Linked DNA regions of Homo sapiens: regions 1 and 3 are each linked to region 2. The links are chromatin loops, found by intact Hi-C in ENCODE. Cell type or tissue: CD4-positive, alpha-beta T cell. All regions are shown on one strand. Links, peaks and the distances in the headings refer to the core of each region. The heading gives the core; the rest is flanking DNA.

What was found. Peaks named below come from ENCODE experiments on the same cell type or tissue, not always from the same donor. Only the 100,000 strongest peaks of a DNase experiment are listed, where the experiment ranks them.
Region 1: it touches region 2 in a loop (2.7-fold over the local background); 2 of 110 quality-filtered maps call a loop at or near these places.
Region 3: it touches region 2 in a loop (14-fold over the local background); 28 of 110 quality-filtered maps call a loop at or near these places.

Annotation. Positions count from the first base shown.
Region 1 is chr21:45,761,026-45,771,711 of GRCh38, reverse strand. The region is part of intron 4 of PCBP3 (poly(rC) binding protein 3); the gene reads right to left. Among named protein-coding and RNA genes, the nearest start is that of PCBP3-AS1, 70 kb to the left of the region's middle. In CD4-positive, alpha-beta T cell, for the core only: no CTCF peak of the experiment used is centred there; DNase peaks (open chromatin) are centred at 2,251, 2,941 and 4,381.
Region 2 is chr21:45,815,685-45,826,370 of GRCh38, reverse strand. All of the region lies in intron 4 of PCBP3 (poly(rC) binding protein 3), which reads right to left. Among named protein-coding and RNA genes, the nearest start is that of PCBP3-AS1, 15 kb to the left of the region's middle. RefSeq lists enhancers at 1,153-1,745, 3,931-4,616, 8,363-8,862, 8,863-9,364. In CD4-positive, alpha-beta T cell, for the core only: a CTCF peak has its summit at 5,609 (motif pointing right); DNase peaks (open chromatin) are centred at 5,620 and 7,220.
Region 3 is chr21:45,473,215-45,483,900 of GRCh38, reverse strand. COL18A1 (collagen type XVIII alpha 1 chain) reads right to left here. Exons shown (of 42, transcript NM_001379500.1): 4 at 9,920-10,006; 5 at 8,366-8,425; 6 at 7,421-7,550; 7 at 6,414-6,490; 8 at 5,936-6,151; 9 at 5,548-5,574; 10 at 3,937-3,999; 11 at 3,745-3,831; 12 at 3,381-3,434; 13 at 3,043-3,201; 14 at 1,876-1,938; 15 at 1,080-1,106. MIR6815 (microRNA 6815) reads right to left here and starts at 5,635; the gene lies at 5,575-5,635. RefSeq lists an enhancer at 8,553-9,053. In CD4-positive, alpha-beta T cell, for the core only: CTCF peaks have their summits at 5,432 and 5,632; DNase peaks (open chromatin) are centred at 4,391, 4,680, 5,190 and 5,620; H3K4me3 peaks cover 2,827 bases; H3K27ac peaks cover 3,170 bases.

The DNA of each region.
Region 1 (10,686 bases), core at 2,037-7,036, 53 kb after region 2:
TTTCCTTGCCTTACTCCTCATCTTAGGGGAAAGTATTCAGTCTTGCGCCATCAAATACGAGGTTAGCTCTAGATTTTTCATAAATACCATGCATCTGAGGAAGATTCCTTCTATTGTCAGTTTCTTGAACGTTTGTATCTGAAAGGAGTGTTGCATTTTGTCAAATGATCTCACTGCATATTCTAAAATGATACTGTTTTTCGTTTTTAGTTTGTTAAGACGGTGAAATATACTGATTAATTTTAGACAAAATGATGCTCTGAAAATGCTCAAAGCTTACATTTACTTTTCAGTCACCCACCACACTAAACTGCTAATTAATGCTAAATGTCTGGTCAACCGAAATCTCTAAGTCTTTACTGAACGCCCACCATGTGCTTGAGACAGAACTTTAGTGACCTCATCATGAACATGCGTCCCATGGGACCCCGTGTGGAATATTAATTAGCCCACTGTCTAGTCTCAAAATACATAATCTACTGGACATAAACATGCAAAAAACTTAATGTTACAATATTCAAATCCTGGTTCAAGGCAACAAGAGCAGCTGGATCATAAAGCACCAACAATTCTATCAATGGACAGCAATGCAGACCCCTGGCTGAGCCAGGGGGAAGGAAGAGCAGGCCTTCCGGCCAGGACATGAGGACTGGCTAAGGGAGACAGGTGATTCAGGCACACATGTTTACACTCCATCTTTCCCAAATTTCCACTGAATTGATTGAAGAAATCAGGAAAACAAACCACTGGAAAGCACAGATGCAGGGCCCTCCGCAAGCTCCCATGTGACGGCATGGGCAGCGGGTTCTAGAGGCCCCTCTCCTGCCCTTCCTGAAAAGCAGTGTGCCATGGAGGCAGTGGGTGAGGGAGATGCTGGGGATACATGGCTGCAGAGGCTGGCCCCAGCCACACAGGGTGCCACATGGGACCAGAGGCCACCAAGCCCCCTTTCAGCACCCCACAAGGCTGGGGGGGACCCAGAACTGGTGTGCACACATTGCATGAAGCTGATGGCTCTGCCTCCTGCTACTTTCACATCCAGCTCAGGGTCCGAATAACCTTAAAGGAGATCCCGGTGAAAAATGAGGGCTCACAGCAGAAAATGTCCATACATGCACGCTGGGAAGAAGGCAAGACCAGCACTGACTTCTCCTTCAGGGAGCAGCAAACAGAAAGAAAGAAACACAGAAGCCATAAAAAAATCTCTGCCACATGAAGAAAAACACAACAACACAGCAGAAGGTAGAAGAATGCATGTTCAGAAATATGCACAAAAAGAAACAGGTTATTTTAGTCAATGGCCTGCTATGTGCTTTCAGAGACAAGAAGGAAAAGAAAAACTCAATGAAACAAGAGATTAAAAATTGTAAAACGATAGTCTAAAAAGAAAAGGAAATATGAATAAAAAATTATATTTGGCTTCAAAATAGCTTTAGATAAAGTCTAGAGGAACTGTAATCATGAGAAGAAATGATCAAAATTTCATTTACTTTCCATATTCTTAATCTTCTGTTCGCTAATTTGACTTCAGGGGAGAGGAGGCGCCCCTTCGGCGGAGTTCAGGGGCGCCGTTCAGACGGACACAAGGAGGGAGGCCGGGTCGCCGTCGATTATGCACCATGTCCAACACGAGGCCGCCACCTGCCAACCCCCCGGCGTTCACCATGTCCTGTGGTGGTGAGCACTACCATCTCCACGGCCCACTGTGTGCCTCAGGGCTAAACAAAACCTCCTGCAGGCTAAACAATGTCCAGAAAAGTTCTTCTTCCATTTTGTCTTCCCACAGACTCAATAATAAAGTGTATTTTTCCTAACAAGAGATGCAGTTTCTGCTGGGCTGAGTCACAGAGCTGCCGTACTGTTAAGCTTTCTCTGAAATATGTCACGTCACATTTCTATCACTTGTGAAACGAGCGGCCCATTTTCCCTCCCTGAATATCACACACTAGTTACACTCCAGAGGCCTGCCTACGAGAGACGGCCAGCCAGAGTGAAGACCTGGCAAGGCAGAAATGCAGGACTTTAGGACCCCAGAGAGAACCTGCAACCATGGGTGGGGCAGAGGCAGGCTGGCCTGCACGCCAACCCAGAGTTTCAGAGAAGGCACCTAAAAGGTCCAGACACCAGTTCTCTCCTCTGTAGGGGGAACACAAGACCGGCCTGGATAGGCGGTTCTAAGAATTAAACTGAACAAAGCACAGTAGGGGCCGCCCATTTGAAGATCCCTTTCATTTCAGAGACGCAGGTGCTCCAGCTGCACGCACAGGCGATGCGCCCACAGTCCCAGCACAGGCAGCAGACAGCCCTGCGTGAGCACCCGCGTCTTCTAATGGTGAGCACGCACTGTCACCTGCACTCAGGGACAGGTTTGGGAGGGCGAGTTTTACCCTGAGGAATGGGTCGTCCAACACTCCCTCAACTGTAGAAACCTGTGTACACTCAATTCAAATAACAGAATAACCATGGGAGAGCACTGTGGGAAAACCCACCCATCTCATGCCACCCACAGTGTCTTGTGGGGCCCTGGAACTGAGCTGGGCCTTAGCCAATGCCCAGTGAATGCAAGAAGACAAGGATTCAGTGGAGAAACAAATGAAAGAGGGGCTGAGGCTGAGCTAAGTCAGCACAGGCAATGCAGTCTGTAGCCAGTGCCACACAAAGCCTGAACCTTACTTCTGGTAACAATCCCCAAACAGCCCTGAACAGAGAAGCAGAGACACCGTCCTCCTGGAAGTCCTGACACGTGCTCACCTCCTGCCATCGGTCATCATGCCCTGATTGCGCCTTGGAGCTCTGGCATCCCCGAGTCAGACGGAACAGGCAGAGGTGCCTGTCGTGGAGACGAGGGGACGATAGCACTGCAGGCCAGGGGTGCCTGGCTCCCTGCTCACAGGGCAGGCACAGCACGTCCTCAGCCAGGCCTCCAACTGCAGATGGCGCCCTGGGAAAGCCTGCTGCCACCATGGGGAGGGCAAAGCACACCAGTGCAATGGGGTAAAAGTAGCAGGAGGCAGAGCCATCAGCTTCATGCAGTGTGTGCACTCAACTGGAGTGTTCTGAGTCCTCTTCAGTGTTTCCTTTGCTCAACAAATTTAAATCTCCACAACTCAGAAAGGAAAAGTTGTGCTGCTGTACTACACTAAATCAAGTTGAATTACCAGGAAGCTATCACACAAGAATGTGGTAATGATATACTGGAAAATGTGAATACATCTCCCCTCAAATGCATCTGCTTTGACACCCCTAAGACACCATGACGGTGCCCCACAGTCTGATGCTCAGTAACAAGAATTCTGCCAGTGATTTCCACTGAGCAACAGAAACGCCTTCAGGAATTTACTGTAAGCAAAACCACAGCCAAGTATAACACAATATAACAGACGTGAGAGTCTCGCAGTGCTGGAAACCTTCATCTTGTCCAAGTGCTTTCGCTGAGAAACGTGAGGGTGGCTCACTGCCACCCACGCAGGGAGCATCAGCAAAGGCCCACGCAGGGCTAGGCCTCAGCAGGCACCACACGGCCACACACAGAGGCACCCCACAGCCCAGGCTCTCCCCACCAAAGGGTGAGAAGGCAACTGCCCCACAGTGTGTGCCCCAGTGCAGCTGGGAGGGAAGCAGCCAGCCACCTGCAAGACAGAAGCTGGTGCATCGTGGCAGCAAGGACACTGGCACCATGGCCTGTGGCCAACGTGGGTAGTGACACTGGTCCTAAAACTACAGGCATCCTTCTCAAACAATCAAGCAAAAACAAACCTGCTAGAGTTCACTAAACAACAGCAGGATCTGTGCCCTTGCTCACACTGCCTGCCCCTCTAACAGCCCTCCCTCTGCCTGCTCAGGACCAGCACAGGCCCCCTCCTCTCTGAGAGCCTGTCAGTGCCCTCTAGGGCACCACCTGCAGGGGCCTGGGGCCTGACATGAGCACCGGAGCAGGAGCAGAGACCCTGCCATGGCCTCCCGACTGGCCAGCACAGAGCTGCCTCACCACGAAGGTCTGTCCTATCCTGAGCAAGTCCTTTTACCTCCCCATGCCCCATTTCTTAAAATGGGGATAAAAAAGTGCCACCTCAAGAAGGCAAAACAGTGCAGTGCGGCTGCTGTGGAAAACGGTCTGGTGGTTCCTCAGTCAGTTAACACAGAGTCTCTACGTGTCCCCCAGGTCCACTCCTAAGGAACTGAAAAGAGGTGTCAAACAAAAACTTGTAAAAGAATGTTCATGGTGGTACTATTCACAATAGCCGAAGAGCAGGAAAAAAACCAATGTCACTAATCAATAAGTGGATGTGGTATATTCATACAACAGAACATGATTCAGCCATAAAAAGGAATGAAATTCTGACACATGCTACGATGATGCAGATAAACCTCAAAAACAGGATGCAAGTGAAAGAAGCCAGACGCTGTGTGGTTCCATTTATATTAAATACCCAGCATGGGCAAATCTGTAGACAGAAATTAGACTAGTGGCTGCCAGGGGCTGGGGAAAGGGGGGATTGGGAGGGACTGCTTAACGGGCACAGGGCTTTACTTTGGGGGGGTGAGAATGTTCTGGAAGTAGGCAGACGTGGTGGCTGCGTAGCATGAAGACTGTGCTCAATGCCACTGACTTATACACTTGAAAACGGCACAGTTTATGTTATGTGAATTATGCCTCAATTAAAAGGGGGGAGGGGAGTGACCCCTCACAGAGCTGCTGTCAGGGTCAAAACTGAGTACTGTGTTAGTGAGTGAGTGTGTGTGTGAAAGTGAACATGTTTCTAGTCAGTGTCTGACAGACTGTAATGATACCACTCTTGTTGTTGTTGTTGATTGTGTTGGCTTTCTCATTTGGTTTTTTCTTTTTTTAAAGAAAGAAAGAAAAAGCTCTAAATAATGCACAAGTTAACTGGCTATGAAGCCCTAAGGGAGAAAGGAGACTCTCAGGATAGGCAGAGTCCTGGCAGCTACACACCTTTCCTGTTGAGAGGAAATCGGCCTCTTCCCTCCAGTCTTTTCAATGACCAATGAGTGACGGGGACATCTGTGGGCATCTGCTGGGGCCTGTGCTCACACAGGCCAACTGCAGGCTGCTTTCCCAAAAGTGTAACCGTGAGGTAAAAAGTGCTTTCATCTGCTCAGCTGCCATAACAGAACACCACAGACTGGGGGCTTCCACGGAAGCTGGAAATGGAGATCAGGGTGCTGGCTGGGTTGGAATCTGGTGCCGGTGTTCTTCCTCGGTTTTGCAGATGGCTGCCTCCCTGCTGTGTCCTCACATGGGTGCAGAGAGAGAGACAGCTCTCGCATCCCTTCCTCCTCTTACAAGGCCATAGTCCTCTCAAATTCGGGCCCACCCTTATGACCTCAGTAACCTTAATCACCTCCCAAGGGCCCCGACTCCAAAAGCAGTCATACTAGGGGTTTGGGCTTCAACACGTGAACTTGGGGGCACAATCCGGTCCATCGCTGGTGGTATCTGAGGAGGAGAAAGTCATGTGAGGCACAGCAACACATCAAAGCGTGGCCAGCCACTCCAGCGGCCAGTCTGCAGGGCAGGCGCCTCACTAAGGATGGCTGGTCAATGCCGCTGCTCCCTACATCCTCAGCCTGGGACTGTGAAGCCGTGGATGACGATGTTGTACGGACCCACGTCAGTCCCACAGGAGACAAGACCATGGGAGAAAATGCTGCTTTAACTGTGCCAACATTTCCACATTTAAAAGGCACAGTAGCCCACATCCAACATCACTGACCATTAACGTTACTGCACTCATCCTTCCAGGCTCCAGGAGACTTCTGAAGGCGTCCACTTGAATACATTATTTTTCAGCACAATTATGAGACTGAACAAAATTTGAGCCTTCCCCGTTCTCAGGAACATGAAGGAAGCACATCGCCAGTGCTTATTCAGGAGGAATGACTTGTTTCTGTATTTTCTTATCAACATCATCCACAGTTACTCCAGAGAACAGTCGTCCCTGTGGAAGTCCCCATAGCCCTAAACTGAAGCCGATGTCTGGACATGAGGGGCCTCCTAGGGACCATCCAGGAGGCAGGAGCCAGGAGACAAGCCCCCGACCCCTCAGGAAGGCAGACAATGGAAGAGCCGCGCTGGCAAACCCTCCCAGGACCAGCATGGCACTGTCCTCGGTGCCCTCACCAGTCCCAGGAGCCCCACGGGGAGGGGCAGCGCGCACCCTGGGGTCTGGCAGGCCCAGCCCGCCGGGAGAGCACATTCGCAGCTCCTCACTGTAGCTGCTGACTTGGTGTGACTGAGGGGTTTTCTCTATTTGAGCTGTCCTCCTATTTAACTTGTTGTTTCTACCAACTTCACTTCAGGACCATAATTTTTATGAAACAAAAAATCTGATTACCTCACCTGTTTTCATCTGGCCAATGCCCGCCCCAACCTGATGATGCAGATGGTGCTGTGGGAAGGGTTTCCCAGGCCCCAGCCTGGCCACCCTCTCCTCTCAGCACAGATATCCTGGCACCCCTGGAGGGTCACCCTGGTGCCCAGTCACCCAAGTCCACAGGGATATCTGCTCATGCCTCTCTGTCTATCCCCACCTTCCCCTAAAGGGCACCATCCCCAACTCAGCAGCTGCCCACTGACCCTGCACCATGCTGTTTCAGGCACACCCATGCCCTCTGCACACACACCAGCAGGTGTCCATTCTATGGGCTGTACTCACACATGGACAGCAGCAAGTCCACGTCTCGCCACAGGCTGGCCCAGGCCCCATGGCCCACCCGGGGCCTCGACCACTGATCCTTCCTGTCCAGCTCCAAGGCTCTGCAGCCAAACTCCCAGACCTCCCCCCTTCCAAGAGCAAAGCTTCTCCGGCATAGCCCCAGCCCGTTCCCAGGAAGCGCACATCTGTCTCCACGCTTATAATTATCACTTAGCAAGCACACAGACGATGGCACCACTCTTTCCCTTGCTAGAATGTGGTAAATGGAAAACTAACATTATAAAGCTATTTTTTACATTCTGTGATTTGTTTTAAATTAAAAGCTTGAAAACACTCTTGAGCTGGCTGACTCCATGTACCCCAGGTGTACTCCTAAGCACAGCTGCCTGCCCACCGTCCAGAAAACTGCAGCAAAAGCTTCTCTGCAAGCCCCCTGCCTTCAGCCTGCAGCTGAAGTTTCTGAGAGAGGCTCCATGGTGGGCAGCAGGGTTAACGGAAGTGGTCAGAAATAGGGTCAGAACATGCAGCACCCCTCACTTGGCGGGTTAACTAATACACAGCCAGCTTGTTTTGCTATAGCACAATTGTTGAATTCAAGAAACTTTGTATTACTGGCCGACCACGGTGGCTCACGCCTGTAATCCCAGCACTTTGGGAGGCGGAGGCGGGTAGACTGCCTGAGGTCGGGAGTTCGAGACCAGCCTGGCCAACATGGAGAAACCCCATTTCTACTAAAAATACATAATTAGCCGGGCGTGGTGGCGCATGCCTGTAATCCCAGCTACTCGGAAGGCTGAGGCAGGAGAATCGCTTGAACCCGGGAGGCGGAGGTTGCGGTGAGCCAAGATTGCGCCATTGCACTCCAGCCCAGGCAACAAGAGCAAAACTTCATCTCAAAAACAAAAAAAAAAAAAAGAAAAAAAAAAGAATGAGAAACTTTGTATTACAAAAGCAATTATCTCACTAAGAACAAAAGGGAGGAGCTAGACAGCTTCACTCACAAATAATAAAGCTATTTTTTTTCTGCAGATGTTTCAACAGGAAAAGCCATGTATGACATTCAAAACACCGTATTATTAGAAGCTCATTTAATTGTTTAATGCAGACAAAAATCAAGGCTAACTAAAAGCAGATCCAATGACCCAGTGATCAACCTAGAGGTTCCCACGGCCAAGGGCAAAGGGAGGGAGTGCCATGAAGCAGCTTCCGGGGAGAGAGAGGAAGGGGGCCTGCCTGAGAATTCGCTCTGTGTGGGCAGTGCCCACGTGCAACCAGCGACACTCGCCAGGGCACTGATGAAACCAACCGCCAGCGAGCAGCACGGGAGACCCGCGGGGAGGGCGCGGCCCTGGCTCTGCCACCTCCCTGCTCCCGGACCACACTGGTGGGCGCAGGCAGACGATCCTGATGCTCGACCACGGCCGCATCTCATCTGGGGGTGCCCTCTGCTATTCTTATCCTACAGGCGTTCAACCCAAAAAAAACTTTGCAGTGAACTTTGCCTCTTCCTGTTTCTCCTGAGGATGCTCCTCTACGCCGAGTTTAGGAGAAGAGAGTGAGAGGAGCAACAGTGAAAGGCCAAGGGAACAAATCCATCCGCGGGCAGCCCCTTCGCGCCTTCTCCACTGCACCCTGAGCCCTACAGCTGAGAAGCGGAGTCCTGAGACTGTGCCAGCACCGCACGCAGAGCCTGGTGTGTGGTCGGAGCACAGCGTGAGCGGAATGAATGCTGAATAAATAATTATCATCCTACACACATTCTAAGCCAGAAATAGAGAAATGTTACAGCCCTCAATGGTGGGAACTGCAAAACCTCAGCCCTGCAAAGCATGCCCCATGTAGGGGCAGCGCCACTGCTGCTTGTGCGGCTCAGCTGACCGAGCGGAAAGCCAGAGGGGGCACCTCCGGAGAGTCGCCGAGCACTGCTGCTCCAGTGACCAAACGTCCGGCCTTCTAAGAGGTATGTGTCAACCTCAATCCTAAACAAGCAGCAAGGAAGATGTGGATACTTACTGTCCCTTTAAGTTAAATTACCTAGAGAAAACCTATCCTAAAAGAAAAGGCAATGAAAGTAACCACAAAAGTGATGAGACAGAAAAGCCATGGCTCACATGACCCCCTGGAAGGGTTGCTGCTGGCCTTACCTACAAGGCGAACGTGGAAAATCCAAGAAGTCCTCAATGAGAGTGAGGTGGTTTGAGAAAATGCCCACAGATTGTTGGATACATCTCTCTTAAAAAGGCAGAGCACAGGCCGGGCGTGGTGGCTCACGCCTGTAATCCCGGCAGTTTGGGAGGCTGGGGCAGGTAGATCACTTGAGGTCAGGAGACCAGCCGGGCCAACACTGAGAAACCCTGCCTCTACTAAAAATAATAAAATACAAAAAAGTTAGCCGGGTGTGCTGGTGGGCGCCTGTAATCCCAGCTACTCAGGAGAATCGCCCAAACCCAGGAGGCAGAAGTTGCAAGGTTGAGCCAAGATCATGCCACTGCACTCCAGCCTGGGTGACAGAGTGAGACTCTGTCTCAAAAAAAAAAAAAAAAGAGAAGAAAAGAAAAGAAAAAGGTGAAGCACAATTACCCTCCCTTAAGACAGGACTGACTTGGTAACGCACATGGAAAGAACATAGTGTGGCAGAAGGGACAGGGTGTAACACCCGAGACTGGGACATGCAGGCCCCGTGACCCCTCCTTGCTCTCTCTCTCTCTCTCTCCAATCGCCTGCTCAGGAAAAGTGAATGGCAATCCCACAGACACGCACGCAGCCCTGTGGGGAGGCCGCAAGGTGCTGGGCTGAGGCCTCCTGCCCTTGCCCTGTGAGAGCACCCTGGAAGTGGGCTGTCCAGCTGATGTGCAGCCTCAAAAGAGACCCCAAGCCAGACCCACCCACGAAAGGTACCCCTGAATTCTGGACTCATAAAATCTCTTAGATAATACATATTTGTTGTTTTAACCCACTCAGTTTTGCATTGGTTACACAGCAATAGAAAATAAAGGAGGCAGATGAAATTGATGGAGAAACAATTGCAACGAAAACAGAATACACAATGCACGAGCCTGTGTCAGGAATGACAGTGCATTCCACGGAAGAGTTGCACAGAGAGAGACCAGTTACAAGATGCCATCAGGATAACGGGAGCTGCGCTGGGCAGCTGGGCCTTCCGACATCCTCCCTGGTTGCGGTGGCAGTGGTGGTGTCTGCTCCAGGTCAAGGCTGGCAGAGAGGGGAAGGGAGGGCCAGCGCCTCAGGCAGTCACTGCACCCTCAAGGCCCAGGACACTCACGTCCACAGGACAAGCATCCCGCGGCTCACCTACTGTCCTCACCAGAGACCAACCACACCCACAGAAAGGCCAAGAGGCATTCTGGAAACACAAACCTCACTGAGTAACAAAGAAACAGTATTTGAGGAAAGCCAATGTGATGAAAGAGAGACGCCAGACTGGAAGGAGGGACGGTCATCTGAGAACATACAAAGCAAGTGGCAAGCGCTAGTTTACACGTCCAAGGTGACCGTCACATGCTCTGTCCAGGCAAGAGAGGCAAGTGGACACCCTGAGAAGGAAAAATGTTGTCAAAATAAAAACCTAATATGTGAACCTAGGAGTAAAATGGACACAGCTTGCGAGCAAAGAGACAGTGAGAAGATGAAGCCAAGGCACTCTCCAGAATGCAGGTGACGGGAAAAAGAGACAGTAACAGATCCAAAGAGGTCCAGAAGGAATGACCATGGAGCGGAAAGAAAGAAAACAGCATTCAAAAAGGCGACAGAATAGAATTCCCCGGGCTGAAGAAATAAGTCTTCAGAGTGAAAGGACCCAAGGAACAATGTCCTGCTTAAGTTCAGAAAATCCAAGGCTGAGGAGAGAGCCCTGAAAGGCTCCACGTGGCAACACTGTGCTAAAAGACAGTGGAGTTCTGAGGAGCAGCTCTTCCCACGGAACTTTTTTTTTTTTTTTGAGATGGAGTCTCGCTCTCTGGAGTGCAATGGCGCAATCTTGGCTCACAGA
Region 2 (10,686 bases), core at 3,199-8,198:
TGTGCCTGTCTTTTAACAGGAAAGTTGAACCGTTCAAATGCATTGAGGTAACATGACACCTGGACTTGTCTCATTCTCACTGCTTTATTTAATTTAATTTTTTTTTTTTTTTGAGACAGAGTTTCACTCTTGTTGCCCAGGCTGGAGTGCAATGCCGCAATCTCGGCTCACCACAACCTCCACCTCCCGGGTTCCAGCAGTTCTCCTGCCTCAGCCTCCCGAGTAGCTGGGATTACAGGCATGTGCCACCACGCCTGGCTAATTTTGTATTTTTAGTAGAGACAGGGTTTCTCCATGTTGGCCATGCTGGTCTCAAACTCCCAACCTTGCCTTGGCCTCCCAAAATGCTGGGATTACAGGCGTGAGCCACTGCACCCCGCCCTCACTGCTTTTTTCTTTCCTCTTTAGTTATATATTTTTTTCTTTCATAGGTAGTAACTTGGAAGTAAATGTATTTTAATACTAATAGTTAAAATAAGGAAAAAGTCATTTGGATTTATTTCCATGTCACTGTATGCACTGAATCCCTCCCTGTGAAAGATTCCACATGCGCCCCCACGTCCCACCACCAACCCCACCTCTGCTGGGGCAACCTCGATGCCCTGCCTGAGAGAACTTCCCCTCCCCAGACAAAGTGAGGAGTCTTCCCTCCTCCCAGTTTCCAGCATTTCCCTACTGAATTGCAGAATTCCTACTGAGATGCAAAAAGAAATAATGATCTATATGAGCCCTGAAAAATAAGAAAGGGTTTCCTCCGTCTAATACAGAAAAACAATCTGAAGGAAACTCATCCACGGTGACACTGATCTGCCAACTGGGAGGGAGGAGCCTGTTGAGCCGCCAGGAGTGGCAGACCCCTCCCAAAATCACCAGCCATGGGTTGAGGGACAAGACAGAAGGGTGCTGGGCGGCAGGCAGGACACGGGTCACACAGGAGGGCCAGCTGAGCGCTCAGGTCCTGGGCTCTCCACGGCGGCGGGGACACTCTCCCTTGCCTCATTTCCTAAGAGATGACGATCAGGGAGGAGGGCCAGGCTCCACAGAGCAGCCATGCAGACAGGCAGCAGTGGCCGAGGCAGCCACTTACTCCCAGGAAGGCGCTGAGAATGTCATCTAGATTCTGTGGTGACCTAGCCTTGCTTTTACTTCGGAGTCACTCAGGAGCTCGCAAACATCCCTGAACCACCAAGACCACAGCAATTAGAACCTCAGAGCAAGGGCTTGGCATCACAGCTACCTCCTGTGTGGCACAAGCTCAGAGCCAATGCAGGGACACCTGCTGTATGCAGGCCAGGGCTGAGGCCCCCTGCCAGGTACCAGGGTGCCCCTTCTCTGCAGCTGCCCACCTGCAGGGTGCAGGGCTTGCAGGCTTGTCAATGTTTTCTCAGGAGGAAGGCATTTCTTTCAAACGAAGTTGTACTTGGACTTTAAGCCATAAACTCACAAGAGGGCTCCCTGGGCTGTTCCACTTTTTACTGCTGATGACAGTCTCACACCTCTTCTAATGGCCCCATGTCCTGCCAGCTTTCCTGCAGCCCCCGCCAGATGCAGGCCATCTATGTCCTTGTAGACATCAGCCAGCAAAGCAGCGGGTGAATCCGGGTGGATGCACAGTGGGGAGCAGCCATCTGGGTTTCATCATGTGGAACCGTTACTGCTACCAACACCCTCAGAAACCCATCCACACCATGAGTCCATGCAGACCCTCAGAAACCCACCCACACCATCAGTCCACAAAGACCCACAGGCCCTAGAGACAAGACCAGGGCAGGGAGGGCTGAGAGCTCACCGCTGTTGCGGAAGCAGAGATTTACTGTGAACACAGGCTGGTTCTACAGCACACCTCTGGGGATAAAGCAATCCCAACGGGAGAAATCTCTTTAGAGGACATAGGGAATGCGTTGTCAGTCTGCCCCCTCCTTCCATGATTAAGTTTAGGAATTCTGGGATGTGGCTTCTAAAGCCAACCTTTCTGACATGACTTGCCTGATGCCCTGAGTCTCTTAGTTAGACAATGGAACAAATGTAGAAAAAGAAGGGAATGAGATCTAAAACACAGCAAAACTCGGAGTGTTCTAAAAGCACATGTGCTCTGGAAAGGGACTTGCACCTGAGGGCAGTGATGTGATCCTTAGACTTGTCCTGAGTGTCCGAGAGAAATGATGCAGGAGGCAGGACTCCCAGGAGGCAGAGTGAGGGGCTCAGCACATCCCCTGCCCAAGACAATGACAAATGGGATGAAACCATCAAAAATAGCCACTTTAGGATGCTGGAAATCAACTAAAGACACATTATAAATTGAGAAGCATTTATTTAAAAGAAACAAACAGGCCGAGCCTAGTGGCTCATGCCTGTAATCCCAGCACTTTGGGAGGCCAAGGCGGGTGAATTACGTGAGGTCAGGAGTTTGAGACCAGCCTGGACAACATGGTGAAACCCCATCTCTACTAAAAATAAAAAAATTAGCTGGGCGTGGTGGTGGGTGCCTGTAATCCCAGCTACTCAGGAGGCTGAGGCAGGAGAATTGCTGGAACCCGGGAGATGGAGGTTGCAGTGAGTCGAGATCATGCTATTGCACTCCAAACTGGGCGACAGAAAGGGACTCCATCTCAAAATAAATAAATAAAAATTAAAAAATAAAAAAAAAACACCTACTTTGCCTGGGGTCCTTTGCCACACTCTTTGAGGAGCATCCCTGAACCCAGGCCCATGGGCCCTGAATTGCCACAGCTGCCCTGCAGGAACCCGTCGGCCACCCCTTTGGGTGAGTCAGTGAATCACAGAGCCAAAGATCGCAGCCCATGCCAAGCCCACACACTGTGTGAGGACCAGGAAAAAACTCTCAGAAGAACGGACACGCGTGGTTCTGCGGGACATGAAAGGGAATCTGCACAGCGGAAAGTCCACGCCTGGGGTGGGAGGTCAAGGGGGTTAAATGGCTGCACTTTCCACTCATGAAGAGACCAGACACCACCTCAACCGAATCCCCAGCAGGACTTCTCCTGGAGCTGCACAGTGTGGAAGGTCCCCTGAAGGAATTAAGGCCGACGTTTTCTGAAACTCTGAAACCCTGTGTTCCTGGCACAGCAGAGCAGCCATGCCAGCGGGCGCTGGGGAGGACGACATGCAGGGAACAGAGGTGACTGACCTGAGGGGTCATGGGGACTGCAGAGGTCATTTCACAAAAGGTGCCAGTACAATCAGTTTTAGGCCAGAAAGTTAAAAAGTCTAATTCTAATCTCACCCACTACGTCAATGTGAGTCCTTGTAAAATTTTAAAAGTAAGAGTTGAATAAAACTACAATCTTATCTCACCCTTAGGTTGCACAGACCGATGTCCTATAAGAGGACAGCATGGAGGGGGAAGACCTTACCCCCCGCTAGGGCCCAGGTCAGCCTCACATGTGAGTCACAGTGACAGGGTGTGCCCGATACCATGGGGTGACAGTGGTACTTCACCTCTGGGGGCTTCCTCCTCAAACTCATAGCCCCTTCCTGTACCCATGAGAAAAGCATCAGACAGATCCCAGCAGAGGGATAGCCTGAAAAATGCCTGATTAGTCCTGCTCAGGACAGTCAAGGTCACCAAAACCAAGAAGAGTCAGAAACTCACAACCAAGATGGGTGTGTCCTGTGCCAGGTCTGCCCCTCGTGCACCTAACCCTGTCCCTCACTCTCCTAACCCTGTCCCCTGCTGGGTCCGCCCCTCACTCTCCTAACCCTGTCCCATGCCGGGTCCGCCCCTTGCTCTCCTGGCCCTATCCTGTGCTGGGTCCGCCCCTTGCTCTCCTAATCCTGTCCCATGCCAGGTCCACCCCTTGCTCTCCTAACCCTGTCCCATGCCATATCCGCCCCTCACTCTCCTGGCCCTGTCTTGGGTCTGTTATCTGCTTAACTGACAATTTTTAAAGAACCATTTTTAAAAAATCATTTTTATAGTCACCTGGAAAGAGATCAGTTCTTGCTATGGTTGATTTATAGCTTCTTGGGGGATGTGTCCAGTTTTAACCATGAAACATTTAAAAGAACGCAGAACACCGGAGAAGGCCCCAGAAAAGGCAAAAGAGGAGCTAAAGAAATGGACAGTGCGGCCAGAGGAAAGGCTCAGGCTGCAGTGGGGGCTGAGGACCCCGATGGCTCCCAGGATGACGGTGCCGGTGCCTGTGCCTGCAGGAGTCCTGCCAGCTTCTCCTGACCTTCAAAAGGGTCAAACGAGCAAATGGCCTCACACTGAACACAGAGAGATACCGGAGGCTATGGGTGATAGTCACACGTTGAGGGACATTGTGAAACCACTTCCCAGGGTGAGCAGGGAAGCAAGCTCAGTTCCAGGTGTCCTCCAGAGGATGAGCATGTGGAATATCATTTCTCAAGGCTCATGATTTTGGGGTCTGATAAATAGCTAAGTTGTCAGGAAAGAGAAGGTAGGAAAATGATGAGAGCAGGTGTCGGAAACGCCGAGTGACAATGCACCCTAAGGAGGAGCCTCCCCTGGGCGGTGCCTCCCTGACACTGCCGGTGCTTGCAGGACGGAAGCTCGAAGGGCCAGGGCTGGGCTCTGCTGCCTCCCATGACCTGGAGCTCCAGTACAGTAGAGGGAACAGAACCCCAACCCCAGTCTGCATGACAGCCACAGAGCACCAGCAAGAAGTGACAAGAGCAGGGAAGGGAGCAGAGACAGGCTGCAACATGTCACGAGCAGTCAGCATCACACGGGAGGACAGGAGGGTCCCGTGGAGAAGCCAGAACAAGAACCAGGGAGACAGGTGAGGAAGAGAGTTCTAGAAATGAGTTAGGGGAGGGGGCGGGGCCCACAGCAGGGTGCAGGCAGGGAAGAGTATTCTAGAAATGAGTTAGGGGAAGGCACAGGGCCCACAGCGTGGTGCAGGGGGAAGAGTGTTCTAGAAAAGAGTTGGGGGAAGGTGCGGGGCCCACAGCACGGTGCAGGGGGAAGAGTGTTGTAGAAAAGAGTTGGGGGAGGGTGCGGGGCCCACAGCGTGGTGCAGGGGGGTACTGGACCTCAGTTGAGGACCTCCTGGGCTGGACATCAGGCTGGAGCTCAGTGTGTGCTGGGCCAGTGTGACCCAGGAGTCACTGGCGACCCTGAGGGTCTTGGAGCCCCTGCGGAATCCAGGATTAGGGAGAGGCTGCACAGGAGAGGGGGTCCCTCCCAGCCTGCCAGGCAAAAAGTGGGAACCGGGAAGGGGGAGCAGGTCAAGAGTTGAAAGATGCTGTTCTCAAGAAAGGATTCTGCCTCTAAAAAGAGAAAAGGTACCAAGTTAGCCCAGGTCACAACGCCAGGCTCGCTGGCTCTGCAAGACAAGGGTGCTTTGCAGAAGCCACATGGATGGACAAGGACGAGGGGCCGGGTCTCCTCTCAGAACGCACTCCTCAGACACAGGTGTGCTATCACTGCTGTGGCCTTCAGAGTCTGAGGCTCTGTCCTCTCGAGGCTGTATCCCGCAGGGTCCTGAGGGCCTCTGCTGAAGGCGGGGCACACAGCCCAGATCGTGTGGCCAACAGAGCTGCCTGTCTGCTGCAAGGATGAAAAAGCGCCTCCCACCAGGATATTTCTAAACCGGGAGAAAAGGACGTGGCTCAGATACGTCAGCCCTGCCACGAGGTGGCAGCAGAGGTCCATGGTCATCCCCCAGGTCCCAGGAACTCCCTCCTCTGGCTTCTCAGAAACCAAGGTGCCTCTGGGGCTTGGCTCTAACCCAGGGGTCTGCAGGCCCCGCTGGCTGCCCATATCCACAATCCACGTTTCCCCGGAGCACAGTCTCACCCCCTCCTTGACTCGTGGTCTGCAGCTGCCTTCCAGCACCAGGTCAAGGCCACGCACACTGCAGACCGTGTGGCCCGCAGAACCCAAGCCACCTGTCCTATCCTGACCTGGGTCATCACAGGCCCTCACAAGGATTGTGGGAGAACAGCAGCCAAGCTGAAGTGCCAACACTGCGTGACATCCTCCTGGGCCTGGCACTCCTATCCGTGGGTGACAAAGTTCCCAGACAGCAAAGCGACGAGATAAAATGGGGCCCATGGGGCCAGGTAGGCGCAACGACCTCACAGGCAGCAAAGGTGTGCTGGCCCGTGGTGCCCACTGCCATGGCAGCCGGACTGGGTGTTCCCAGGACGGATACACTTGACATGGACACACCAAAAACACCTGACAGCCGGGAGAAGGCCAGCATCATCCCACACATAGCCGAGAGCCAGGAAAAGGCCAGCGCCACTCCCTTCAGAGGAGATGAGGTCTGAGCTGGTCCATGGGTCAGAGCCAGTGGCTGAAACGGAGACCCAGTCTCCAGGGAAGACCCGCAACAGTCCTGCGGTGTAGAGCAAACATTCACCCCACCTTCCCCAGCGGGCCTGAGTAACTGCCTGGAGTGACAGCATGATGGGCAGAGTGAGTGGCCAGGCCCTGGACCTTCAGACAATGGCTGGGTCTGGGGCCTGAGCTCCTGCCCACTCCAGGGGACTCAGACACCATCATGGACCCACAATTAACATGACAGACGGAGCTTGGCCCGAGTCCATCTGGCAGAGGCCCTGTGCCCGCACACCCATCTGCTAGACGTTCTGGTACAGCACTGGACAGAGGCGCCCAGCAGCTGCCAGACAAGCCCTCTGGCCCCGGCCTTGAGCAGGATATTAAGGCAGAAAAGGCCAAGTACAGTCCCCAGGAGCCTTCCCCACCTCAGCCAAGATAGCACCTGGGGAAGACTGTAGAATCTACACTACCATCAAGGACTTCAGGGCTGCGTGGGCGGTTTGACCCCTTTCCATTTTCCACTCTAGAAACCAGATGGACTCTGGGGACAACAGTGGCTGCCGGCCTCGGCCTTGGGGTGCCCAACGGCAGTGTCGTGCCAGGTGTGGTCTCTGCACCTGCATCCGCTTACTTGATGAACATGCCCTTCATCCCGTCTGTAAAGAGGATCAAAATTAGACTGTGTGTTCTTGGGAGAAGAGCAAATACATAACCAGCGCTTTCCCTCAGAGCTAAGGGAGCCCTTCCTGCTCTGTCACAGGACAGTCTTCAGGGACTCCGACTGCTTTGTTTAGGTTTTATTTTTTAGAGCAGCAAACTGAGCACAAAACACAGAGATTTCCTATATACCCCCATCCCCCACGGCCCATCCCCCACAGCCCGCCACCAGAGCAGTACATGAGTCACAACCAAACCCATGTGGGCACATCACCACCCCCCAGGTCCAGAGTTCACAGCAGGGCTCACGCTCGGTGCTGTACTCTGTGGTTTGGGCAAATGTGTAATGACACGCATCCACCATTACAGCATCACCCGGAGTATTTTCCCTGTAGTAAAAGTACTCTGTGATCCACCTACACATCCATCTCTCCGCCCAACTCTTGGCAACCACTGATCTTTATACTATTTTTATAGTTTTGTCTTTTCCAGAATGTCATATAGTTGGAATCGTATAGCATGCAGCCTTTTCAGGCTGGCCTCTTTCACTAAGTAACACGCATTCAAGGTTCCTCCGCATCACTTCATGGTTTGACAGCTCATTTCTTTGTAGTGCTGAATCATATTCCACTGTCTGGATGCACCACTGGTGTATTCATTTGCCTACTAAAGGATGTCTTGGTTGCTTCCAAGTGTTGGCAATGATAAACAAAGCTGCTATAAACATCTGTGTGCAGGTTGTTGTGTAGGCTGAAGTTTTCAAATCCTTTGAGTAAATACCAAGGAGCATGACTAATAGATCTCACGGTTAGAGAGATTTTAGTTTGCAAAGTGATGCAACCACTTGGGAAGGTAGTTTGGCAGTTTCTTACAAAACTGTGGCAGTTTCTTACAAAACATTCTGCAAATGGCAAAACTATAGTGACAATAAAAACATGAGTGGTTGCCAGGGGCTTCAGGGACGGGAGGAGTGAGTACGTGAAGCGCATGGGGGCAGTGGAGCTCTTCTGTATGACACAGTAATGACAGGGACACGTGTCACTGGACACTTGTCAAAACCTGTGTTCAACACAGTGAGCCCCAATGCAAACTATGACCATCCGTGAATAACAATGAACCAGGCCGGCGCGGTGGCTCACACCTGTTATCCCAGCACTTTAGGAGGCCGAGGCGGGCAGATCATGAGGTCAGGAGATCGAGACCATCCTGGCTAACAAGGTGAAACCCCGTCTCTATTAAAATACAAAAAATCAGCCAGGCTTGGTGGCACGCACCTGTAGTCCCAGCTACTCGGGAGGCTGAGGCAGGAGAATGGTGTGAACCCGGGAGGTGGAGGTTGCAGTGAGCCAAGATCGCACCACTGCACTCCAGCCTGGGCGACAGTGCGAGACTCTGTCTCAAAAAATAATAATAATAATGTACCAATATTGGTTCATTGACTGTACCACACTTGAGGCAAGATGTACGTAACAGGAGAAGCTCTGTATGAGGGGAGGAGGTGGCACGCTCTATACTTTCCAATAATTTTTCTGTATTGTAGAATACAATTGCCCTAAAACATAAAGACTATTAACTTTTCAAAAGTGAAATAAATCCTGAGTTCATAAGGATATCATCAACTGAAAATGGAAACCACAAGGTTTTGGATTTTGATTCCAACCATGAAGGAGTAAGGACTTATGATCCCACAGTAAAAACCTTAAGAATTGGACAGAAATAAGAAGCAAGTGTGTTCGAGCATTGCACAGCAGGGTGCAGGACTGTGATCTTTCACCCGGCGGAGACACACGCTGAGCTCCTCGCCGGCTGCTTTCTAGCTGCGTCCACTGTCAAGTTGCTGCTCACGGCAGTGCAGCACACACACAAGCTGCTGCCTCGCTGGGGGGCTGAGGACAAAAGGCAAGCATGGGGGCTGCGGCAGCAGCTGGAATATGGGAGATGGGGACAGCAGAGGCAAGAGCTAAGAGGAGACGGGGCCCCCAAACTGCAGGAAGATGTTGGCCAAATACTATGCTGTGCACGCAAGGACTCCATGAGGAATGGCAGAGAGAGACAGAACTACTGGGGAGTATGAGGTGAACAGACACGCTAAATGTCATGTGGTACCACGAGGCGGGGACTGCTCACAGCCACAGTGGAGGCCCCTCACTCAGCATCCAGGGTGTTCACTTGAGACCCATGAAAGGCTACACCTTAGGAGGAGGACAACGTTAAGTTCTAGAGGAAGGGATAGTGAAGACTTTCCTTGACAAAGTTCGACCGAGCCATGACATGAAGTTTCGGTAAATTAGATGCCTGCAGAAATAAAAACCAAAAACAACAAACACAACACCCCAAATTCTTAACAGCGTAGCATATATAGTCACGTGCCACACAACGGCATTTCAGGCAACAACAGACGTGCCATATACCACAGCCGTCCCTTAAAATTAGAATGGAGCTGAAAAGTCCCATCACCCTGCAACGCTGTGGCCTCCTTAGGAAGGAGTGCAGCTGGCTCCCCCCACGCCTGTGGTGATACTGGTGTAAACTCACCTGCTGCCCTGCCAGTCACATCAGAGCGTAACTCGTACAATTACTTACAATAGTAATACCTGACGATGATAATAAACGATGGTGTTACTGGTTTGTGTATTTACTATACTATATTTTTACCATTATTCTAGTGTACTCCTTCTATTTATTAAAAAAAAAAAAGTTAACATAGAACAGCCTCAGTCAGGTCTCTCAGGAGGTGTCAAGAAGCAGGCACTGTGATCACAGCAGAGGACAGCTCCACGCCTGTTACTGCCCCTGAGGACCTTCCAGCGGGACAAGGCGTGGAGGTGGAAGACAGTGGCATGCACGATTCTGACCCTGTGCAGGCCTAGGCTAAAGTGTGTGTGTGTGTCTCAGTTTTTAACAAAAGGGGAGGGGAGGGGAGGGGAGGGGAGGGGAGGGGGAAGGGGAGGAGGAGGGGGAGGAGGGAGAGGGAGGGGAGGGGCAGGGGACGGGGAGGGGGAAGGGGAAGGGGATCTTAAACATGAAAAATTCTTATAAAAACAAAGAAAATATTTTGGCGTAGCTGCATACAATGTGTTTGTGTTTTAAGCTAAGCGTTATTACAAAAGAGTCAAAAGTTAAAAAATAAATCTAAAGGTTTATAAAGCAAAAAAGTTAGAGTAAGCTAAGGTTAATTTATTATTGAAGAAATAAATTTTGTTATATCATAAATTTAGCATATCCCAAGTGTACAGTACTTATGAAGTCTACAGCAGTGCACAGTAATGTCCTGGCCTTCAGATTCACTCATCACTCACTCACCCACCACTCACCACTCACTCACCACTCACCACTCACTCACCACTCACCACTCATCACTCACCACTCACTCATCACTCACTCACCACTCACCACTCACTCACCACTCACCACTCACTACTCACCACTCACTCACCACTCACCACTCACTCACCACTCACCACTCATCACTCACTACTCACCACTCACTCATCACTCACCACTCACTCACCACTCACTCATCACTCACCACTCACCCATCACTCATCACTCACTCACCACTCACCACTGACTCACCACTCACCACTCACTCATCACTCACCACTCACTCACCACTCACCACTCACTCACCACTCACTCATCACTCACCACTCACCACTCATCACTCACCACTCACTCATCACTCACTCACCACTCACCACTCACTCACCACTCACCACTCATCACTCACTACTCACCACTCACTCACCACTCAC
Region 3 (10,686 bases), core at 2,554-7,553, 340 kb after region 2:
GCATGTGTACATATGCTGGAGAGGTGTGTGTGTGTATGTGCACATGCATTCACTCCCAGCCCATGTCCTCTCAGCCTCTCCAAGTGCTCTCACCACCTGACTCGCAGCTGTCCTCTTCCTCACTCCTCTCCCCACTGGCCTTCCTTCCCTCATCACCCCCATCCTGGAGCTTGGCCATGTTCTGGGGAAAGTTCCCCGTTAGTGCCAACCCCGTCCAGCCAAGGTGAGGAGCTCCTGACGTTTTGGACATGATTCGAGTGGGCGGCCCACGGAAGCCTGGATCCTCGAGGGCACCTCCGGGGGCGTCTGTGGTGGGGTCGGCACAGATGCCGACTGGAGGCCCAGACCCGGCTCCCAGCCCCTCCTCTGCAGGGTTCTAGCTCCTCCTCCAGCTCAATTTCCGCAGAACAGAAGGAGGAAGTGGGTCGTTGGGGGGGTGTCAGATAAATTGTCTGGTCAAGCAGGCTGTGGCCCAGACCTCAGGCTGCCCGAAGGAAGGCTGGGTCCATGGAGAGCAGCTGCCCCGAGTCCAGAGGGTCTGAGCAGACTCTGGGCCAGGCCAGGGCCGCCAAGGACACCCGGGCTGCCTTCAGCGCTCCTTCCGAGTGCCCCCAGATGCTCATGAGCCTGCGGGACGGGTGGATGGGGCTCCCCTATGGGGGGATGTTGGGGGGCCCAGCTCAGGGCCCTCCCCAGGCCACGGGCAGCCTCTCCACCTGCTGTGGCCCAGCCCCTCCTCCCAAAGCTCCTGGAGCTGCTTTATCGCGCTTGCCACACGGAGCTTGTTTCCAGATGAGCTCAGCTTCCAGGGCGCGTCTACTCTCAGTTCACCGGCAGACCAGAGCTCGGCGGAAGCCACATCACAAAAGTGACAAGGGCCGAAGCCACCTCGCCAGAGTGACAGAGGCTGCTGCCCGCGATTCCGGCAGGACGGATGGACAGATGGCAGGAGTGGGGGTCAAGGCCAGCCCCAAGAGAGCTCACTCTCTCGACCGTGGGGCTGCCACCCTCTTTGGGGGTCCGAGCACTGAGTGGGCACCAGGGGCAGGGGACTGATGTGCCAGGGATTCTGCTTGTACCTTATGTCCTGGGGCGCCTGCTTCACCCTGTACGGAAAAGAGCAGGATTATGACAAAATCAGACTTGCAGCACAGTGGACAGAGGAAGGCACATCGCCCTGCCAGGAACTGTGCCCCGACCCGGGTCCCTGCTTTGCTGCCTGTGCCGGTTTAATAGTTTCTGAGGCTGTTGCCGCTGTCATCCCCCCTTTCTGGTGTGGTTGGGGTCCTGAAAGGGAAGCCACAAGGGACGCCAAGCCTGGTCCCAATGCTGGACCTGGCTACACGTGGGGCCTGGGGCCTGGATGCCTCCCCAAGAAGGGCCCTTCAGCTCAGCCACAGGCTTAGAGCAGTGAGGGGCATTTACAGCCCGCGTCCCCTGCTCAGTCCAAAGCAGTGCAGCTCTCATCTGAGGTCATGCTGGAGACCGCTCCCCAGGGGGCCAGACGCAGGCGACTCCCGCCAGGTCCACCCACAAACGCCTGGGGCCCCGGCTCCTTGCGTCAGTCCGACAGAGGCTCATGGCCACTGCCCCGTAACCAACGTGGAAGCTTGGAGTAAGATCTCAGATCTCGCAGGGTGCCCATGTTCTTAAAACCCGTGAGTCCACTCATCATCACAGGGTTATGAATTTCTACCCAAGCCCCAGCCGCCCAGGTCAGGGTGACCTCCAGAGCGCGAGGCCCCAGGCTGTGGGGCTGTGATGGGGGGCTATTCCTGGCATTTCCCCTTCACGGGCGTCACCAGGCACCCCCGGACCCGGGCCACATGGTGTGGTGCTGGTTCCCACTCACCCTGGACTCGAGGGAAGACTTACCAGGCTGCCTTTCTGCCCAGTCCTTCCTGGGGGCCCCTCTCTTCCCGGAGGGCCTGGGGGTCCCTGGGGGAGAGCAGAGCATAGTGGGTCTTGATGGCATTCGGCCACTAAAACGATTTCTGGGTTAACAGGTTATCTGGGCTTCCGCAGGTTTCCAGAAGGCAGGACACAGAACGTTCCCCAGACACAGGGCCAGAGTCCCAGGGCTCACGGGAGACCCCACAGCCTGCGTAGCCCGCAGTTTCGCGGCCACATTGGCAGGATGAGATGGCAGAGCCGACAGCACCACGGCGGGAAGATGCTTGCACACCAGGGCTGGGGTAGCCGCTGCTCCCTCTGAGAGGCAGTCTGGCCACATGCGTGAATATGGATTAGGCATGTTCTTTAAGCCCAAATTCCCCTCAGAATGGATTCTGGGGAGCACTTGCCATGCGGCACCCAGAGAGGCCTCAGAGCCGATGGTGACGGTGAATGCCCATCGGTAGGGTTGGCTGGCTCAGGTAGGGACTGTTACGGAGGCAGGGGCATGTCATGGGTGACCTAACCCCACACTCCCTGCCCTGCACGTCATGGCATGCTACCGAGTGACCCCAGGCCACGGGATGCCAGTGCAGCATGACCCAATTACAGCAGCCACGTCTGCACCTGCTGCCAGTCATGACCTGCTGCCCATCATGTGTGGCACAGCTGGTGGGGCAGGCACCTGCTGCCAGTCATGACCTGCTGCCCGTCATGTGTGGCAGAGCTGGTGGGGAGCCTGCCGTGGGGACCTGAGACCCTACGAGCCGCGTTGGCCAAGCAGGCTCCTCCCTCCCCTGGCCCTCCAGCAATGCTGACCTCGGCCCTCCCACACCCACCCATGGGAATTGCTCATGGAGACGCTCTCTGTGCAGTCCGTGGACCCACAGGGCCAGAGAGGTCGGAGGCCTTGCTTGCGGTCACCCCCACTGGTCAGCACCCCTAGAACCATGGGGTGGCCACTCAGGTGCTTCCGCACACCCCAGGGTGGCCCCGAGTCAGCAACTGCCCGCCAGCTCCTAGAGGAGATGAGGTGAGGAGGCGGGGACTGGGGAGGCCTGAGGCGGGGCAGGGGCTCCCATGTGGGGTGTTCACCCCTCACTCCCAGCAGACAGGGCTCCCGACACTGACGGTGGAGGCAGGACTTACCGGGAGGCCAGGAAACCCGGGGGGACCCTCGCGCCCAGGCACACCAGGAAGGCCGGCGGGTCCTGGGACGTCGGAGCTGTTCACCCCAAAGCGGCCTGGCTCGCCGGGCAGGCCTGGGACACCGGGGGGTCCGGGAGGTCCAGGGAAGCCTCGAGGACCCTGGACGTGGGCGAACACAGATAGTCACAGCCCATGTGGCACCCACCAGGGATGACCACCACCCCCAGAACGGGCCTCATCCCCACCCCCCACAGGACCCCAGCTGAATCTTGGGGGTCCATGGCCTGTTCCTCATGGGCACAGACATCGGGCAGCGCTGCAGTTTAAGGGCCACTCACCCGCAGGGCCTCCAGATCGCCCCCGAAGCCAGATCCCTCCATGTCAATGAAGGTCTGAGGAAAAGAGCCGGAGAGACACGTTGCCCTGAGCTCGGCCCCCCGCCTGGCCTACTCCTGGCCCCTGCCCCGCAAGCTGCATATCGAGCTGTTTCTACAAGGAGCTGAGAAACCACGGCCCCTCTGCTGCCCCCAGAGAAGCCTGAAGGCAGGTGGATGGGGGCTCCCACCACACCTGTGACCCCTCAGCTCAGCCAAGACCCCACGCAAGCCCCTGAGGGTGGAGCTGATACTTCTGGGCCAGAGGCAGTGCCTGCTTTTGAGGAGGGCAGACCCCGGGTCGCAGGAAGCCAAGGGCGGGACTTACCAGCTTGTCGTGTCTGAAGGAGGGTCCTGGGGGCCCTGGAGGCCCTTGGGGTCCTGGGGGCCCTCTCTCTCCAACCCCAGGGTCTCCCTGGGAACACAAGACAAGCCTATCATACCCTGGGCACGCACACAGCCCCCACCTTGAGCCAAGGGCCAACACAGGAAGGGGCCCCACCCAGCCACGGAGACTCACCTTGTCGCCCTTGGGACCTACGTCCCCTGGAGTCCCGGGGAAGCCTTGTGGCCCGGTGTCGCCCTGGAACACAACATCCGGGGGCCCGGTCAGGGAAGGCACCACCATGGGCCGCACCCAGCACTCTCAGTGCTCCTCCCCCAAGCAGGGGACGGACGGGAGCTGAGCCCTTCAGGGGAGTCTCTGGGGCCCGGAAAGTACGAGGGCGCCAGGCCCAGCAGACTGTCTCCCGCCTGAGCCCATTTCGCCAGCCACGCCTGGGGGAAGCTGCGGGCAGCATCCCTCGGGAGGTCACAGCAGGTTCCCCGAAGGCCTCCACAACAGCTGGTGCTTGGGTGTTACATACATGTGTGTGTGTGTGTGGTATGCATGGTGTGTGTGTGAGGAGTGTGGTGTGTACATGTGTGATATGTATGTGTGATGTGTGAGTGTGCATGTATGGTGTGCATAATCCATGGTGTGCACATGTGTGCACACGTGGTATGTGTATGTGTGTATCCACGTGTGGTATGTGTAATGTGTGGTGTGTGTGCATGTGTCCACGTGTGATGTGTGCACGTGCGTGTAGCATGTGTGCATGCGTCCACCTGTGGTGTGTGTGCACACACGTGTGTGTAGTGTGTGTATGCAAGTGTATCCACGTGTGGTGTAATGTGTGGTGTGTGCACACATGTGTGTAATGTGTGTGCATGTGTCCACGTGTGGTGTGTAATGTGTGGTGTGTGATATGTGCTGTGTGTGCATGTGTGGTATGTGTACGTGTGGATCCTCACCCCCCCACACACACGCGCAGTCACACATTCACACACTCAAACACATGCACATACATACACACGTGTGTGTGCCCTGTGGGTGGGCCCCGTGGATCATCACCCCACACTCACACGCGTGCGTGTACCCTGTTGCAGTGGGTGGGCCCCGTGCCGCCCCCCAGCCGACTGTCCTTTGTCTGCCGTGGTCCTCATCGCAGGCAGCTTGGCTGTGGGGTGCCAGGCGGTCGGTAATGACCGTTCGGTGGGCACCATGAGATGCCCTCCCTGTCCTTTCAGACCTTCTAGACTGTTTTTAACTTGAACCCTCCTGTCCAGCGTTCGTGACGGCCCCACTTTCTGCCGAGTGTTACCATTTGCTGGGCAGGCTGTTCCCAGGTCTTTATTCGCAGTCGATCACGTCATTACTGTGCTTGGAAACGGTGTTTGCTGATTTTTAAAGACTGAACTGCGTGTTTTGCGACGAAGCTCGGACTTCACAGAGTCTCAGGTCGCCCCGTGCTTCCCTCCCCCGCCGACTTGCACCACCCCCTGCCCCGCCCGACTTCCTTTTTCTTTGCTGTGCGTCTTCCCTCTAAGGGTTTGGAAGCTCTGCCTTTTCTCACTTCCTTTCCTTCTTCATGGTAGTTGTGGCCCAAATGTCTCAACACAAATGCATAACTGCTATTTCCCATCAACAGTTACACTCATCTTTTCTTTACAAAATTCCACTTTCAAAATGGTTTTGCTGTACAGTCTCCTCACTGGGTCGCGTTTAAAAAGAGTGTCACTGGCAACAAAGCCCTGGGGTCTAAGCAAACATCACAGATAACACAGGGGTCAGAAAGAAAAGCAGACTCACCGGCTTTCCGTCTTCACCGGGGTCGCCCTGGGTGTGCAAGAGAAGCCATTAGTGATGGGAAATGACTCCTCCGGCGCCACCTACAGTGTCTACATGGAAATGCACCCCACGCTCCAAGTCCCCACGAGGCGGCAGACGCCTTCCCCCGATGTCCTCGCACCCGCGCCAGGAGCCTCCTCACACCCACAAGGGCTGTGTCTGAGCAGCTCCGCCTCCCACGTCTGACCACCTTCCAGCACCAACCCCGAGCAACGGTGGGCCTAAGGAGGCTGCTGACCTGCCCCGATCCCAGCTCAGCTCACTCCCATGTCGGCCGCAGCCTCTCCCCCTCCTACCCAAGCCCCCACCCTCCAGACCGGGCCGGACTCGGGGGGACGTGAGGACTCACCGGCTCGCCGTCCCTTCCAGGGGTGCCGTCCCTCCCCGGAGGCCCTGGGGGTCCTTGTGGTCCGGGGACAGTTTGCAACGCTGGGCCTGCAGGACCCAGGGGACTCACTGGGCACGGGAGACCCGGGGGACCAGGTAGGCATGGGGATCCTGGGGGGCCTGCCCGGCCAGGTGGGCCCGGAACACCTGGCTCCCCTTTCTGCCCCTTCAGGCCGCCCTGGGAATAAACAGAACACAGGGCTCGGGCTGGGGTGGGGCCCCACACACCCTGCCCACGTGTCCCGCTGCGCCCTCCAGAGTCCCAGGCTGGGCTGCTTCCCACAGTGGACACGCAGGGTGGACGCATGCTGGCACCGAGTGCTGGGCACAAAGGAGGCACGGGCACAGAGGGGCTTCATCAGGGCTCACCAGTGAGTGGCCCAAAAGGCCACAGGTGCTCTGGTTCAGAATGGTTCAGGAGCACAGGGAGGTGGCCTTACCTCTTTCACGCGGCCCCCAGGGGTCCGGACACTCCCGTCCCACGTGGAGACAGAATCTGAGCCAGGAAGTGTCTGAGCTGGGAAGAGAAGCAGAGGTGGCCACGGTCACGCCCCCCGGGTGGCCCCAGCTCTGCTCTCGGCACCCCAGACGGCCCCGGCAGCCCAAACGCTTTCAGTCCTGGAGCCCGGCTGGACACTGTCAGATCCCCAGCCTCAGGCCGCACTCCCCTGAGCTCCAGCTCCCAGGCAAAGGCAACAGGGAGACAGAATTTAAAATCAACAGTGAGGCCGGTGTGGCCATCTAAGCCAATGACAGCTGAAGTCTGGGAGATGCTTCCTGAATTTGTTACAAGAGACCCTGGCCCCCCAGAATGCCTTCTTATCACCCAGCATGCTTTGTCCCTTTTCCTTTTTCCCTCTTAACTTTTACTTAAAATAAAAATGAAAACCAACAGAAATCCTGCAAGAGAAGCACAGTGAACACCCAGAGCCTGTACCCAGAGCCACCATCCGGGCCTCGGCATCTCCCCACCTGCCACACACACACACACACACACACACACACAAAACACATAATACACATCACACACATGTACATTACACATGCACATCACACACATACACACAATACGCACACTACACATCACATACAACACAACATGCACTGCACACCACACACGTACACTACACGCAACACACACACCACACCACACACAATACACACACCACACACTGCACACACACATGCCCACATGCATGCACCATACACACTACATACACATCACATAAACATCACACATGTCACAAACATGCACATCACACACCACACATCAAACACCTGCCATATATTTCACACAAACACGTGCCATATCACACACACATGTACCATATACACCACACACTACACACACCATACATCACACACATACCTCACCATCACACAAACACACGTTACACACCACACACACCCCACACCACACACACACCACATCCAGAAAAGAGCTTACCTCCTAACGAAGCCACCGTGGTCTGCTCCTCGACTTCTTCACTTCTGGAATCTTCCGTGCTGCTGCCTCCAGCCAAGGGTGGCGTGGTGACGGGGGGTGGCGCGGGGAGCCTGGGTTTTAGGGCCGCGCCCTGGAGGACGAGAGGGGAGGTGGCCTGTTATTCGGCCGGCAGATGCCCGGTGGAGACTTGCTTGGTTTGTGAAATGAAATACTTAAGATCGCAAGAAAGATAAAGAAAAATCCTCTGAAACAGGAGGGTGCTCCAGGGCCGTGCGCGAGGGGCTTCCTTCCGTGGGCCGCAGGGGTGTGGCCGCCTGTGGGCTCCCCGGCTCCCCAGGACCCAGGACCGCGCCTGCCGTCACCACAGAGGCCTCCCGGCGCCCGACAGGCCATGCTGGGAAGCTGATGTGAATCTGCAGAGGGTCCCCGCAGGGAACACGTTCCCGCACCCGTCTCTCACGGACAGCACCGCGCCTCAGTCCCGCGGCTGGGGCCTCCCCACTCCCCGCCCCTCCTGTGTTTTCTCAGGTGGCCCGAGCTGGGGAAAGCCTTCCGCGCGCTCCCTGCGCCGCCTTCTCCTCCTGGTCGTCAGGCTCACACACGCGTTCATTCCCTGATGGCCACGCACGAGCTAACGGAGGGATGGGGCGAAGGGAAGGCCAAGGTTGCCTCGAAGACCAAGGAGTGTGCAGGGCAGGACCTCGTTTTAAAGGAATATCCTCTCACCAGAGACACGCGGCGGCCAGGCAGGGCCGGAGCGGGGCCTGTGCCCAGGCTCCGAGCGTCTGCCCAGCCCAGCATCCCTGTCCCCAGCCAGGAATATGTCTTCGTGGCATAGAGGGAGCTCTTGGAGCCACACCTGCGTGTGCACATGTGTCACCCCACTGCTGGGAGGGGCTCTCCCGGGACCCTGCAGCGTGGGCTGGGCCCCGTCCGGCTACTCACCGTCTCCTCCCTGAGAAGCTCCCGGGCGTCCCCGAGCCCGCTGCCAGAGTCTCCGGATGCCTGAGGAGTTTGAAAAGGGAAAGGCTGGAGAGATGGCAGCCAGGCCAGGCCCCGAGCCCGGCAGGCCTGGGAAGCAAAGGACGCTGCTCTCGCCTCCTCCAGGCCCCCTCTCGCCTCGTCCAGCCCTCTCTGGTGCTCTCCGGGGGGCCGCTGGGGTGGGCACGCTGGCCTTCCCTGCCCAGGCACCATCTGAGCTTCAGTAAGTCGTGTCCAATCGGGTCGAGGACAGTGACGCTTCTGAACCTGCCTCGGCCGGTGGTCAGACATGCGGAGGCGGGAGGGGGAACGCGCTCCTCTCTTCTGGCCAGAGCCCTGCCCTGGAGGAGGCCGCACCGCAGATGCTCCCCGCACAGGTTTCCCCAGCGCACGCCCGGCTGGGCCGAACACGCGCCAAGGCGGCTGGATGTTTTAAACTTCAGGAAAACCCGGAGGAGAAACATCCTCAGGGACCGCTACTGACCCCTGAGGGCAAGACAGGCCAGGGGAGGGGTGCGGCGCCTCGGCGACCCCCCGCACCCAGCAAGCTGTCCCAGGGCGCAGCCTTGTCATGGCCGCCATGTGAACGATCTGGCGTCTTCTGGCATGTTCCAGGCAAAAACAACGGGCTTATTGGGCAAAATAAAGAAAAAGCATGAAAGTAACATGGATGTTCACACACTGCCCACAGTCCAGCCACGGTGTCTCCTGCCCACGCCCCCAGGAGCGAGGCTGTGGGTCCACGTCCACGGCGTCTCCTGCCCACGCCCCCAGGAGCGAGGCTGTGGGTCCATGTTCACGTGGGGCATGTTGTGATCTGGGCCCCTGAGTGAGAATTCCCTGCTGTTCCTCACACCTGGGGCTGGGGGATTCTCCCCTTGGGTACCACGTGATTCCACACACCCCACCAACACACACGCCACACAACACACAGACACAGACACAGAGACACACGCACCATGCAGACATGCAGACACAACACACAAGACAGACACACCACAGAGACACACCACACACACAGAGACACACCACACACAGAGACACACTACACACAGAGACACACCACAGACACACACGACACACAAGACAGACACACCAGAGACACACATACAACACACACAACACACAAGACAGACACACCACACAGACACACACACATCCACACACAACACACAAGACAGACACACCACAGAGACACACCACACAAGACACAGAGACACACCACACAGACACAGACACACACACACACTTTGCTGAGCTGCCTCACATCCTCTGTCTCACCAGCTGCCATGGAGGGTGGTTTCTGGTGTTTATATCATGCTTTGTATTTGTTTTTATGGGAAAGTTCAGGGCAAGGAAGGGCTCTGAGGTGCTACAGGAGAGCACAGAAATGGTATCGCAGCTTCCCAGTGCCCCAAGTGGTATATTTTGGGACTTTTCCTGTCATAGACCTTGGCCCTGAACTCCGCGTGCCAGGGATTGAGGGGAGACCCCACCCGTGCCCCAGATGTCACTCACCCCATCTGAGTCATCGCCTTCCTCGTCCAGGCAGTGCATGGGGCTCACCTGGGGGTCCCTGCGCACCTTCAGCTCAGCGATCACCCCCTAAATGCAGACAGAGAAAGGGGTCACCAGCGGTCCTGAGGTGGCAGTGGCAACCCCGGTGCTGCTTGAGCTCCAGATTTCGGGGGGCCCACAAAGGGCAGGAGAGTCTCGGAGAGGGAAGGGGTCTCGGGCAGCCTCCCTGGGGGTGCGGTATGCCTCATGGTAGGAAGAAGTGGTGAGACCCAGGGGCGTCCTGGGCGCTTTCATGTGGAAAGCACCCGGCTGGGCGGAGGCTGCTCCCTCAGACTTGGCTCATCTGAGGCAGCTGATGGGCCACCTGAGGGCTACGGGTTTAGAACCACAGCAGGTGTGGCTCGATCCAAGGCCTGGGAGGGCGGGCAGATTCGAGGGGCTGCAGGTCAAGTCCCCCAACCCCAAGTCCCGGGAGCTTTACGCAAGCACCAGGCGGCCTCATCTCCCGACTCGGACCAACCGAGGTGGCACCATGGCTTTGCTTTCTTTGAACTTCACCTTTTCATCAAAAACAAAACCCAGAAGCCAAGGACAGAAACGCCGCAGATGTAGGGGAGTTTCCTGGATCTCTGCGCCCATTCCGTCCGGACCCAATCTCACTCACTCACCCACCTACCCACCGCTCCCTCTGGCATCTTCAGTCCTGGGCTGAGTGCCAGGGTGCCTGACCCTGCCCTCTCGGGCCCTGGCGCGGCCGGCGGTGCCTG